Regions from separate parts of the Homo sapiens genome. Here region 2 is linked to region 1. A link is a loop called in an ENCODE intact Hi-C map of the cell type or tissue named here. Cell type or tissue: PC-3. All regions are shown on one strand.

The links. Peaks named below come from ENCODE experiments on the same cell type or tissue, not always from the same donor. Only the 100,000 strongest peaks of a DNase experiment are listed, where the experiment ranks them.
Region 2: it touches region 1 in a loop (9-fold over the local background); 1 of 110 quality-filtered maps calls a loop at or near these places.

What each region holds. Positions count from the first base shown.
Region 1 is chrX:84,440,057-84,442,556 of GRCh38, reverse strand. It overlaps HDX (highly divergent homeobox), which reads left to right. Exons shown (of 11, transcript NM_001177479.2): 5 at 1,972-2,025. Among named protein-coding and RNA genes, the nearest start is that of HDX, 61 kb to the left of the region's middle. In PC-3, no CTCF peak of the experiment used is centred here; a DNase peak (open chromatin) is centred at 1,236; H3K27ac peaks cover 1,704 bases.
Region 2 is chrX:84,360,480-84,362,979 of GRCh38, reverse strand. HDX (highly divergent homeobox) reads left to right here. Exons shown (of 11, transcript NM_001177479.2): 6 at 1,368-1,514. Among named protein-coding and RNA genes, the nearest start is that of MIR548I4, 140 kb to the right of the region's middle. In PC-3, no CTCF peak of the experiment used is centred here; no DNase peak of the experiment used is centred here.

The DNA.
Region 1 (2,500 bases):
ATTATTCACACCTTCTCATTAACCCCTAGCATTCCAGTTAATTGCTATTTTACTGTAATAGTATTTTATCTTGAGTAAAAATATTTTTTATTTTTCCTTAAAAGTATTATTTGGAGTTTATATCATGTTTAGCTTATTCCTTGCATTTTGGCATACTTGTAACTCAAAGTAAAATGGCAGGTCTGGTGGCCAGGAATAGTAACAGCTTACCTGAAGTTTGAATAACTGAGAATATTAATTTACTATTCACATTGATCATCACTCCTTGTCAATAGGCATAATACTATTTAGGTCATTACTGCTTATAATTTATGAAAAACATTAAATATTTTATTGAATGCCTTGTTCTCACTTCAATGACCTACTGAGACTGATTTGCCTTGTCAGTCTCTCAGGAGGTATCTGTTTGGAAGGGAAGGAAAGAGCAAGTGAGAAGTACACCCCAATTCTTGTGTGTCCTATGATAAAGCATAGTTAAGTCCAGACTAACCTGAACCACAGGTAACAGACTACTTTGTCTTTGTAAATGCTCCCTAAAATCCCATTAGAGTAGCATCTGTCTACCTGTGTAGCAATGCTGAGGTAATAAGGTGTTACTGGCCATTTGTCTTAGTGGTTTCTACCTAAAAAAGGACTACCATACAGTTGAATAGGATTTGTAGGAAGATTATTTCAATTTTGGGTGTGAGTACTTAGGTAAATGAGAATGTATTGAACTTGAATATATCCATAACTACCACAATACCCTGCCCCATTAGTAAAGGTCAACATATTTCACCATTTCTGGGAAATTATCAGAAAGTATTTGCTCAAGTATAAAATACTTGTATAATATGCAAGAAATATCTCCTCAAGATTGCAACATTGCTAAACTTTACTACCAAAACTAGACACTGGGACATAATTCAAAAAGAACAAATTTTATCAAACACATTTTTATCTAGAGAGGTTTGATGTATATATAATAATGATTAAAGGTTTACTTTTTCTTTTTCAGTCATACATTATTTATGCAAAGAGAATATTTCATTAAACAAATGGGCTTATTAAAATATACAATTCACCATTTTGCAAGAAAGAGTATAGGGCATAGTGAATAGACTTCTATTGAGGCCACTATTTGGAGAAACATTGTTTCAGTCATTTATACTGTAGGTCTAAGATTTGTATTAAGAAAACACATGTAGCAATAAATCCATTAGTCAGTGCTGAGTTTACAAAGTAAATAGAGGTAATGTGTTTAAGTAGTTTATAGTGCACATCATTCATTATGAAGTCATCTCTTGCTTTGTGGTAAAGCCCTATTTAAAATATGACTACAGTAGTCCTCCCTTATCTATGGTTTTCTTTTTCATGGTTACAGTAACTTGCAGTGCAGTACAATAAGATATTTCGAGAAAGGCCACATTCACATAACTTTTATTACAGTACTTTGTCATAACTGTTTTATTTTATTATTATGTTCATTTCTTAACTAATTTATAATTCAACTTTTTCATAAGCATGTATGTATAAGAATAAATGTAGTATATATAGAGTTCAGTACTCTCTGCAGTTTCAGACATCCACTGGGTGTCTCAGAGTATATTATCTGTGGATACGGGGGCCTACTCTATTCTATACTTCTTGTAACTTCTTCACTTCAAAAAGCATTGAATTTTTATTATAACAAATGTATTATCTATAGATTTTAAAACTTGCAACAGAGTCCCAACAATCGTAGGGCCCCCAACAATGCCTTAGAACCTTTCTTTTGAATTCCCAGAAGTCTGCCCCACTTTTCAATTTTTTTCACCAAAAAAGACCCCTTAAAATCTGTTGAGTTCAATAAGGAAACAACATTTTATACGTGGGGAATATGTTCTGAATGCAGATTTATCTTGAAATAGTGTGTGAAATCTTTGGTGTTGATCAACATTCCAAGTACTGTCAATAAATAGCTTACTGAGATTCCATTTATTGTTTTCACAGATTTCAGGAAACCTTACTGTGCCTTGGATTACAGGGTGTTCTAGAAAAAGAGCAGTAAGTAATCTTTCATTTAAAGCAGCAAATGGGTTTCCCCTTGTGCTGTTAGTAAAAATGCCATTGAGAAAATTGCCATATTTGTAAAGCTGGCAAAACTGAACCTTGATAGGACTACATTGTCTCAAAGGACATTTTTCAAGATCATAATATTTACATATACTGCAAATGTAATCTTAATTATAATGTAGTACTCAGCACACCATATAATCCATGGGCAGTTTTCTCAGTTTTAAAAGTGACTCCAAAATAATTCATAAAATATGATTTTTCTACATCTAATCAACCCAATTAATTTGATCAATTGAATTATAATTTATATAAAATATCTCAATCAGTACTGCATAATTTCATTTACTATTTTCTTTTAGTGCAAGTCAGTATTTAGAAATGATGAGTAATTAAGGTTTACCAATCTTATTTTGTGCTCTAGATTTCTGATACAACTGTTGTAATTTTTAAAATGTCAGTATAA
Region 2 (2,500 bases), 80 kb after region 1:
TTGGTAGTAAACCAAGAATTCATATATTTATTTTCCTTTCGGTGGCTGAATTTACTATTCAAAAGCTTGTAACTTTAAAAGAAACATGCTTGCAACTGTTGTTTAGTATTACATCAGTTTTAGCTATGGTAACCCTTTTTATTAAGTCATGTTTTATATGTTGTGTATATTATTTTCCACTGTTTCCTGAATCTAACTTAGGAGGTTTCATTTTAAATTTCAGTTAGAAAGGAAATGTTGAAAACATTGTATGTCTAAGGAGTATTTGAGGACTAGCCTCTGTGTGGGACTTGATCATATCATCTTAGGCAGAAGAACGCAACAGAACCCCATACCTCAAGCCAGGAATTGCAACAGTTGTCCCAGATTCACTCTCACAGTCTCTCTCTCTCTCTGTCTCTCTCATTTTTTTCTCTCCCTATTTCATCAGAAGCACACACACAGGGCTTTGCAGGATATATATATTTTAATTAAAGCCTGTGTTTAGATTTTTCCACCACCTCTGAAAATAATTTGAGGCATCACTGGAAAAAAAAACAACTAGAAAAACTCAGATATTTCTATTTATAGCTCTGCCATGGACTCTCTGTGCCCTGTTGAATGAGTCCTTTGACCTAGCTTTTCCTGATGCCTTATCAGCAAAGTAGAGGTCATTATTCTATCATGTTTCTAACTTACTTCCTAGGGATACTGAGGATTCATTGAAATAAAACAACATGTAAATCCGATAGTTTATTGGATAAAGAAAACCTAAGAACAAAAAGGGTAGGCTTATTATGAAACTTGACGAGGCCATAAATATGATTTTAGGGCTACGTGATCTCCTTACTTTTCTCTTATTTACCTTTTTAATTCATTATAATATCAATAGGAAACTAATATCTAGATTTGTATGGCAAATCTAGATTAACTTATCAAAAGGCAACACACTAATATAAGCCTGTCTTTGCTTTTTCTGTGTTTGGTATGTGAATGTAAATATCTGTACTATAGAAAAAAGTTTAAAAGAGTATACATTAAAATGTTAACAAGCATTATTTCTAATATGTAAGTGATTTAAATTATCTTATTTTTTACCTGTATTTTATACAATGAACATGTATTATTTTAAAACTATTTTAAATCAACATTGCTTAATTGCTATCAGTTCAAAAATTCTATGCATTTCCTCCTAACACACTGTATTGTTATGGAAATTTAAAAAATAAAAATGCTTATTTTCAGAACGGGAGGACTGAATAAGAATTGTGAAATAAATTTTGCTAGTATCGTAGCACATCTCACCCTGATGCTTCTCTTTATAATATTATTTCCTTTGATTATTCTAAACTTTAAAATTCAAAACAATTTAAAAATGTGTTTTTCAGCTACAGGACCGCACTCAGTTCAGTGACCGAGACTTAGCCACCCTTAAGAAGTATTGGGACAATGGCATGACCAGCCTGGGCTCTGTTTGTAGAGAGAAAATTGAAGCTGTGGCAACTGAATTAAATGTTGACTGTGAAATAGTTCGGGTAAGACATTTTCTATAATTTTCATGCTATAGTTGCTGAATGGCATAAATGAAAGCTTTAAAATCTTACATGAGGTGCTCCAAGCAATGCTAGCAATAAAGTGAAAAGATAACCCACAGGATAGGAGATATTTTGAAATCATATATCTGATAAGGAATATGTATCAAAGGATGTAAAGAACACTTACAAGTCAATAATAAAATTGCAAATAACCCAATTTTAAAAATAGGCAAAGGAAATGAATAGATATTTGTTTTAAAAAGATATACATATTGCCAATATTTACCTGAAATTATGTTCAACATCATTAGTCATTATGGAAATGAAAATAAAAACCACAAGTTGCCATTTATCCACTGTAACAATATTAACATAAAAGGTATATAATAATGAGTTTTGGCCAGGATATGGAGAAATTGTAGCCCTGATACGTTGCTGGTAAGAATGTAAAATATTTTAGCAACTTTGACAACAGTCCTCAAAAAGTTTAACACAGAGTTATCATATGACCAAAAATTCCACTGCTGGAATGGATTTCAATCTACTCAAAAGAATAAAAAATGTATATCCAACTCAAAAAGTTGCACACTGATATTCATAACAGAGTTTTCCATAATATCCAAATGGAAACAACCCAAACATCCACCAAGTGAATGTATAGACAACATCTGGATATATGCATATAATGGACTATTATAGAGCCATATAAAGGAATGAAATATTCATATGTGCTATAAAACGGATGAACCTTAAAAACATTATGCTAAATGAAAGAAACCCATTGCAAAAGACCACATATTATATTATTTCATTTATATGAAGTGTCCTCATTAGGCACACTCTAGAGACAGAAAATAGGTTAGTGGTGCCAAGAGCTGAGGGAGGGGAGGGATGGGACCTGACTGTTAATATGCATGGGATTTATTTTTGGCATGATGAAAATGTTCTAGATTAGTTAGTGGTGACTGGTGCACAGCACTGTGAAT